Linked DNA regions of Homo sapiens: region 1 is linked to region 2. The links are chromatin contacts, found by Hi-C or POLR2A ChIA-PET in ENCODE. All regions are on one chromosome and are shown on one strand. Each heading gives the region's core, a stretch centred on a gene start or an enhancer-like site at or near the end of the contact. The rest is flanking DNA. Distances are from core to core; before and after follow the strand shown. Region 1 overlaps LBH (LBH regulator of Wnt signaling pathway). Region 2 has its middle 14 kb from the start of LBH.

What was found. Hi-C counts contacts between places; a loop is a spot of excess contacts on that map. ChIA-PET counts read pairs that join two places held with the same protein, here RNA polymerase II (POLR2A). Pooled maps may share reads with other maps.
Region 1: a loop to region 2 is called in a map of PC-9, with 6 times the contacts of the local background. The contact joins two enhancer-like sites. A Hi-C loop is called at or near these places in 5 of 168 maps with a recorded cell type or tissue (CD4-positive, alpha-beta memory T cell, Caco-2, PC-9 and 2 more) and 12 of 50 pooled maps. POLR2A ChIA-PET finds 5 or more read pairs at or near these places in 22 of 52 experiments (A673, BJ, CD4-positive, alpha-beta T cell and 16 more).

Annotation. Positions count from the first base shown.
Region 1 is chr2:30,251,222-30,255,579 of GRCh38, reverse strand. All of the region lies in intron 2 of LBH (LBH regulator of Wnt signaling pathway), which reads right to left. Among named protein-coding and RNA genes, the nearest start is that of LBH, 22 kb to the right of the region's middle. Within about 2 kb of position 2,484, at least 23 of the 41 ENCODE cell types and tissues checked have a DNase peak (open chromatin) inside an H3K27ac peak, as active enhancers do; they include PC-9 and ascending aorta, where a contact is called at or near this core.
Region 2 is chr2:30,215,021-30,219,574 of GRCh38, reverse strand. No RefSeq gene overlaps it. Among named protein-coding and RNA genes, the nearest start is that of LBH, 14 kb to the left of the region's middle. RefSeq lists an enhancer at 435-1,634. Within about 2 kb of position 1,739, at least 11 of the 41 ENCODE cell types and tissues checked have a DNase peak (open chromatin) inside an H3K27ac peak, as active enhancers do; they include PC-9 and ascending aorta, where a contact is called at or near this core.

The sequences.
Region 1 (4,358 bases), core at 1,235-3,734, 35 kb before region 2:
ACGAGTGATTATTAACCATTTATCCAATAAGACCTATTGCTGGGGATTAAGCCTTAAGCCAGCTGCACAACCAGGCATCATTAAAGACTTAACGAGGCTCATAAAAGGTATCATAATGGCAGCCAGGAGGAAAACAAGTCCAGGGAGGGGATGGGCCAGTGTGGGTCACGGAGGCAGAGGGGGACACGGACCCCGACTCTGGGCTCTGTCTTCCTGACCAGGTTGGCCCAGAAGTTCTGCCCTCAGACGGCGCTGTGCCCAGACGTGCATGTGCCGAGCGAGGAGCGCCACGTGGGCTTTTTGGGTGCGTCCTCATTTCTTGGGTGGGGCCAGAGCCCCCCATGGGCTGTGAGGACACAAGGCGCCCTCCAAGCATGAGCTCTGAGAGTGGGTGAGAGGGACCCCGATGGAGGGAAGCCCACTACAGGTCACGAAGCTCTTTCAGATGTCAGCTCGTTCAGGGCTCACTGCCACTCTAGGAATAGTAAGACCCGGGACTCTGTGGGTCACATGGCAGAGCCAGGATTCAAACCTACATCTGCTGTTTTCAGTGCCTGAGCCTTCTGGAAAATGGATTAGGCTGCTGCTGGGTCTCCACCCCATTTCACAGATGGAAAACTGAGCAGGGAGGGAGAGTAAGACTCTGGGCCTTCACTGCCCAGGCAGCTGTGAGGGCCCCAGCCCAGGAGGTGAGCTTCCCAGTCCCAATGCTTGTTTTAAACCTTCAGGATCCAAGACAGCGCCATAAGCTGTCAAGAGGAGAGGGGGACCTGCCCTGTGAAGAGCCTGGCCCTGCCTCCACCCTCTGACCTCACTGCCAGGATTGTGCCTACCTGTGCCAGGGCCACATTGTCAGGGCTGGGAGAGTGAAAACCCAATTCTAACTATGACAGCCTAAGCCAAGGAAAAGCAAAAGGCATGACAAGCAGGGCAGGCCCAGCAAAAGGAGGAGGGGGGGAGGGGGAGGAGGAGGAGGAAGAGAGGAGGAAGAGGACGAAGAGGAGGAGAGGGGTGGGAAGCATTGGATTTCACTTCAAGCTGGAAACAGGTCTTTCATTAAAATAAGGAAAAAAATCTAATGATGATGATGATGGATGAAATTTTTCCTGAGCAGAATCTCAAACCTCACAATAATTCTAGTTACCACCCCCCAACTTATCCACAGTTTTGCTTTTCTTGGTTTCAGTTACCCACGGTCAACTGCAATCCCAAGATAGGTAGGTACGGTACAATAAGATATTGTGAGACAGAGACAGAGACAGAGAGAGACCACATTCACATAGCTTTTGTTGCAGTATAGTGTTATAATTGTTCTATTTTATTGTTAGCTATCATTGTTAATCTCACATTGAGTCTAATTTATAAATTAACCTTTATCACAGGTATGGATGTATAGGATAAAACATAGCATATGTGGGTTTGGTATTATCTGTGGTTTCAGGCAACCACTGTGTGTCCTGGAACGTATCCCCCAGAGATAACGGGGACTACTGTAACCCTATTTTGTGGATAAGAAACCTGAAGCACAGAGACGGTATGTGACTTGCTCAAAGCCACGCACCTGGGAAGCAGCTGAACTGGGATCCAAACTCAGACCTGTAGGACTTCAAATGAAGCGTTCACTTGATAGCATGGGTTAAGCCACACAACCCAGGTGCTCACTATGTCCTTGACCACCATTGTATAACTCCGGTCAAGTCCTCTCAACCCCAAACACCTCAGTTTCTCCTTTTGAGACATGAGGTGACCTTCTTGTCTCACTAGATGGGTACAAGTTCTTGGCAAATATAAAGATGATAAAATACTTTGAGGACATAAGCAAAATTGAAACTATAATGTCCTCTTTGGAGCAGTTTCAAAAGAACTACAGTAAGCATCCAATCTCCAAGCAAGAGGGAGTCATATGAACACAGTAATTAAAATAATTCCAAACAGCGCCATTCATACCGAGAGCTCCACAATTAAGTCTTTTAAGACCTTGCAAGAGGTCTGAGAATTGAACTTCTGATACTGCTTAGCTGCCAGAGGACTTTGCTCCCTGAATTGCTCGAAGCAAGCACTGTTTAAATTTTTTTGTTTGTTTGTTTACAAAGCCTATTAATTGTATTTTTAAAAATTACTACAATAATCGAACCCTTCCATCAGAGATCTTATTTTATTATCAGATTATACCCATTTGGGCCTCAAAATTGTAGCTCTCTCCAAACACAAAAAGTACCCAGAACCAACAGCTTCTGGTTTCCTTACAGACAGACAGAAAGCCTTGCAAAGTGCTGCTGAGTAATTTGCCAGCACAATCTTATCTCTGACAGCTGCTTCAGAGGCTGACCCCAAGGAGGTCAACATTTTTCCACTAAGTCATGCTTTTTAATCATCTAGGCAGCAGAAAAATGAGAGGTTGCAACTGCAATTTGACGGGTGGGGTAGGCAGTGGAAAAAAGGACTTGAGTCAGACTTGCCAAGCACATGACAGGTAGGGGTTGAGGCGGCAGGCCAGGCCGGCATGCTGCCTGCCTGCAGGAACTGGCAGGGAGTAAAGAACTGCCCCTGTTCCCAAAAGAAACTGCTTCTGGTTAAACCTCTTTCCCCAAAGTGCTCCTTCTCTCTGTACTACAGAAAGGCAAAAACAAACACAAATCATTTTCCCTTCTCTCTGCAGCTCTCAGAGGCATTTCTCACCCTCAGCCCAGGGTAGGGCAGGTCTAGAAGAATCCACCCCCAGCTGTGATTCTCCCAGCCCTACACCTTCCTCCCTCTGCCAGCCCTGGACTCCACATCCAGCAGCCACATTGGGCTGCCAAAGCTGATGGCTGAAATGAATCCAATGGACACCAAGTGTGTTAGTCCATTCTCATGCTACTATGAAGAAATCCCCAAGACTGGGTAATTTATAAAGGAAAGAGGTTTTTTTTTTTTTTGAGACGGAGTCTCGCTCTGTCACCCAGGCTGGAGTGCAGTGGCACGATCTCTGCTCACTGCAAGCTCCGCCTCCTGGGTTCACGCCATTCTCCTGCCTCAGCCTCCTGAGTAGCTTCGACGACAGGCGCCCGCCACCACGCCCGGCTAATTTTTTGTATTTTTAGTAGAGACGATGGTTCACCATGTTAGCCAGTATGGTCTCAATCTCCTGACCTCATGATCCGCCCGCCCTGGCCTCCCAAAGTGCTGGGATTACAGGCATGAGCCACTGCACCTGGCCTAAAGGAAAGAGGTTTAATTGCCTCACGGTTCCACATGGCTAGGAAGGCCTCAGGAAACTTACAATCATGGTGGAAGCGGAAGCAAACACATCCTTCTTCACAAGGTGGCAGGAGAGAGAAGTGCCGAGCAAAGGGAGAAAAGCCCCTTATAAAACCATCTGATCTTATGAGATCTCACTTACTATCATGATGAGAATGGCATGAGAGTAACCGCCCCCATGATTCAATTACCTCCTACCAGGTCCCTCCCATGAGACAAGGGGATTATGGGAACTACAATTCAAGATAAGATCTGGGTGGGGACACGGCCAAGCCATATCACCAAGTTCCATCCTTTGCAAATGGAATGAAGCCTTGACATTTACACACACCATGAATCTCCCAGGTCTTGCATTCTCCACTGTGTAGAAAAGTAAGCACCATTGTTCATCTCAGAAGCTCACCCTCAGGCCCAGGATTCTCTGCTCCAACAGCCTCTGCTGTTGGTCGGCCAAACAAACGCCCTGGGCTTCCCTGAAACATCTTGCTGCCTTCATCATCCTCATACTAAATCATCTATCCAACAAAGCAGCCACTCACCACACAGGGCCATTTAAAGTTACATTAAATTGATGTTTATATTATATCACATATAAATTTCTGTTAATAAAAATAAAATAAAAATTTTAGCCACCTTTCTTATTTTTTATTAGTTTTTTTTTTTTTTTTTTCTTGAGATAGGGTCTTGTTTTGTCACCCAGACTAGAGTGCAATGGCACAATCTCAGCTCACTGTAGCCTCAACCTTCCAGGATCAAGTGATCCTCCCACTTCAGCCTCCCAAAGTGCTGGGATTACAGGCATGAGCCACCATGCCTGGCCATGGTGATGGTGAATTTTACAGGGGACACCTCTTCGGAGGCATCCTTTGCCTGGTGGCCTCCAGTCCCAACAGGCCGTGGCATTTTGGGAACTCAAATGAATTCACTTGAAAGGTCAAGGGAGCTTCAAGGCTTCGTAGCAGGAAGAGATGGTCTGTAAGATACTGGAATTTCTGGCTGTATAGATCAGTGCTGTCCAAAAGAATGTTCTGCATATGGAAATGTTCTCTATCTGCGCTGTCCAGTACAGTAGCCACTTGCCATGTGTGACTATGGAGCACTTGAAAGGTGGCTAAAAT
Region 2 (4,554 bases), core at 490-2,989:
CTTTCTGTAAAGATGTAAAATATAAAGAACAAAATTACTTATGTCTTCTTTGGAGGCCTTCAGTTTGTCTTGGGACGTGGCGCTGTATTTTCCTCTGTGCAACAACTTTCCAGGGACGGAATTGCTGTGGACTTCCAGGAGGGCCCAAATCTGGCCTCCCCACACTGCAGTACAAATCATGGCTGCATCTTGGCACCACTAGGAATGAGGTTGCAATGTTAATGGGTCCCTGGAGCAGACTGACTTGTTGAGTGGTCACCAAAATTCAGGTCTTCCAAGTTTTCAGACTCTCCAAGGGAGAGTCTCACATTGTCCTCACTTTTTCCTGATTATAATGAGTGGCCAGGGACAGCCAGTGGGGCCACCTCACTCCTTATGATCCAGACATGACTCAAGTTTCTACCTGAAAGCTGCCTGGGTTTTGCAAGGACACACCACCATTCTTCAAGGTATTTAAATACCTCCAGGTGGGTCAGTCTGGTTATATTTGCCTTCACTTTGATGTTTCCACGAGCTGGGGCTTTTTTGTTTTTGTTGCTCTCCTGGAGTCCTGAATGGCCCTTACGAGGCATTCTTTCCAAGCTGACACATCAAAGCAACTCCTCCTGGTATCAAGAACTTTCTCCAACTGCGTGTCCTAGGGGCGAACACATCAGCACCAGAGGGATCTGAAAAACCAGTCTTGTCCACCTTTTGGAGCTACTCTCTCTTTTGAAGAGAGGACCTCCTAGGCCAAACCTAGATAACCAGGATTTCTGAATTCCTGAGCTTGGCCCTGACAATGTACGGACGAAATTACTCATTTCCAGGTGCCAAGAGGGCCGATCACCACAAGCAGACAACACCCGTCTCTACCACAGGCGTTTATTATCTTTTGTCTTTGGGTTATTTCAGATCACTGTGAAAGGAGGGAAGGTAGCAATGAAATCTTTTGGAAATTACACATATAATGCATGAATTAACCTCTCTTAGCTTCAATTTCCTTGCCAGCCAAGGAGGGGGCGGGGATAATAACACCCACCTTGCAGAGTTGGTGTGAAGAGTTACAAGAGATGATAGCAAACATCTGGTACGACACCTGCAGCCTGCATCAGTGCTCCTTAATCAGTAACTATTTTGACCGTGTAAAATGCATACAGTCATCTGAGCATTAAGACTTTGCAAATTCAGAGAGTGGTCCACAGACCAGCACCCTCGGCATCACCAGCCGCTTGTTAGAAAGGCAATTTTCTCAGCCATCCCAACCTGCTGAATCAGAACCTGCATTTTAATGGCATTCCCCAGGTGACCTAGTAACGCACTACAGTTTGAGAACCCTTGATTTAAGGGACAGGAATTTTACCTTTGAATTTGGCGGTGATGGCATTTCTCTTGGCAACAAACAGACAGTTAGTGAGTCCATCAATCAAGTTAAGGCAATATTTACCTAACACAGCGTGCTCCTGGGCCCGAGGCTCACCTTGCTCACCTGCTCTGCTCACCTGCCTCCCGCAGTCACCTGCTCAGTGGCCAAGACTCCGGGGAGATTGCAGGCTCCTTGTTTACCAGGCAAGCACAGATAAGGTTTCTCACAGCCCCACCTGAGCTCCTGTGCCAAGGTAAACTTGCTGTCCAGAATGGCTCCCTGACTGGAAAATGTGTCAGTCTATTTATTTCTCACTCCCACTGGAAAAAAGGTGGGGTGGGGGAGTGACTGGTCATGATGTCATTCTTTCCACGGAACTTCTCAAAGGCATTGCATTTCTCGGTGACTTCCAGGCGCTGCCTGTGTGTCTGCACAGTACGGAGCACAACTGGCCAAGAACGGAGTTTCTCTTCCTTCTCTCACCATGCTGCCCCTCCTCCACCTCCTGCTGGGCCTTTTATTCCCTGTGGGCCTTGCAGGCAGCCCTAAAAAGGAACCTGGAAGCCATGAGGTGTGGGAAAGTTTTCTTGACATTTCTCCCAGAGGTGAACTGCAGAGAAGTGGGAAAAAGGGTGAAGTGATCTTTCTAAAAGCCATACAAAGAATCAACGGCAGTTGCATTCATCAAAATTCTTGCTTACATTTCTCTGGAGAAAAGCTAAGATTTTCTCATTGGGTTTCTGTCCCCAGATTGATGGGAAATGCTAGCAGACAGCACTGGAGGAAATCTGGGCTCACCCAGAAATCTGGGCTTAATCAATGATTTCTGCCATTCATCCTTTTTACCAGGAGGCTCCTACAGCTCCACATTGCTTCCATCCCAAGTCAGAGGCACTTTCTGAAAACACAAAAGTTAATAAATTAAGAGAGGGGCCTTGCGCAGGCCAGTACAGAGAATTTTCGTGAACGAAGAGATAGAAAGCCAGTCCAATTTAAAAGTATTACAATGTTTTTGATAATATTTCAACATGTAGATAAAATCAGAGACTGATACAGTGAATAGGAGTGGACCCATTTTCCAGCTCTATTCTCCAGGGTAGACTTGTAGTAACAAACAACCCCCAAACCTCAGCGGCTGACAGCACTCATCTCCCTCCCATCCTCCCATCCTCCTAGGGTTGCCTGGGGGTGTCATGCTTGCTCAGGGACTGGGGAGGACAGAAGCTTTGTCTCTGGGCTGCCATGTTGGCCAAAGTTTTTGTGCATTGGCTCAAGAGGCCAGAAACACAAGTCAATTCCAGTCACATTTCATTGGCCAAGGCAAATCTCTAGGCTGCTCCTGATTCAAAATGGGTGAGGACATAGAATCCTACTATGGGCCTGGCAGGCAGAGAGCCAGAAATATTTGGTGGGTAGCGCTAATGATGGCCACATCAGCTTTAGCAAATATTAACACATTGCCTTATTTGCTTCATGTCTTTTTACTTCAAAGAAAGTAAATATCAGCGATACAATTGAGTTCCTCTCTGTACACCTCCCTCATCCCATTTTCTTCCCTCATTTCCCAGAGCTAAGCACTGTTTTGAGATCAGTGTTAATCATCTTCACATGTGTTTTTATACTTTTACTATTTTTACTACATTTTTTATGTATCACAGACATTGCAAAGGATTATTATGCCAGCTTTTAAATTTTATATAGTGTATAATCATATCTGTAGTATCACTATCTTCTGCAATATTCATTTCTCCCTTAGCATTACAATTGTGAGATTTTTATCTATGCTGACACATACTGTGTTGTATTCCATTGTATAACTCTAATACAATTTAATTATTCTCTTGTGGATGGACATTTAAGCTGTTTCCAGTACTGCAGTGAATATCTTAATACATGTCTTCTTGACTATATGCCTAGGAGTGGAATTTCTGGACATGATCATCTTCATTAGTTGTTGCCAAATTGCTCTCTGGAGTACTTGGATCAACTTACAGTTCCACTAGCAGTGAATGAGACTCCATGATTTAACATCTTTCCCAACACTTGGCATTGACATACACTTTTGCTATCTGGTGGGTGTGAATGGTATCTCATTGTTGTTTGGATTTGTACTTCTTTAATAGTGAAAGTAAGCATCTTTTTATATTTTTATTGACCTGGAGTTTTTCTGTGAATTGATAGTTTTGTCCATTTTCCCCCATATGTTGTCTTTTTCTTATTAATTAGAGATATCGCTTTGCATATTGTATTCATTGCAAATATTATCTTCCAGTCTATGGCTTGGTTTTCACTTTGTTCTCATGGCCTTTGTTGTACAAAAGTGAGTTTTAATGTACTAGTCCACATTACCACTTTTAAAATTAAACTTACCCCAAGTTTCTATTTTCAGTGTTTTTAAATGAACTCTTCATCTTAAAGTCACAAAGAATTACAAAGAATTTTTCTATGTCTTCATCTTCTGTTTTAAAGTTGTGCTTTTTTTTTTAAGTTTTTAAGTTTTAAAGTTGTGCTTTTTTTTTTTTTTAAGATCACCCAGGAATGATCTGATGTAGAAATCTACTATTTTCCATATGGATAAAGGTTGCTCCTAGCACTCATTTATCAGATAGAATACCCTTTCCCCACTGGCGTGTAACATCATCTCTGCCCCATCTTCTTTCCAAACATGGGCAGGCCAGTGACTGGGCCCTTTATTCTGCTCCCTTACTTATCCTTGTGCGCAGACTATATTGTCTTCTTTTCTAAATATTTTGATAATAAATCTTGATATCTGGTAGGGCAAGTTCTTCCACCTTGTACTTTTTCAAAATTGTTTCTCAGTTATTCTTGGCCCTTTGTGCTTCCAAGGGAATTTTGAGATCAGATTGTCTAGTTCAAAACAAAGCAGAACAAAACCAAACACAATCCAAACCCAACCAAAAAAAAAAAAAAAAAAAAGCTGTGTTAGACTTCAGCTGAAATTGTATAATTGATTTGGGAACAATTGACATCTTTATTATTTTACATCTTCCTTTTTATTTGTTTCCTTTTATCTGGCGTGTTCTCATGCTTTCCAAGCCCTCCATAAGATCCTGAATTTCGTCCTCTTCTTCCCTCTCTAACTCTTCTTACTTTGACCCAAACATGACTGACTTTCTATTTCCTGTTTTGGCTTCAGTATCTTTCCTTACTATACCATCCATCTCTTTCAAAAGTCTCCTAATTCTTTT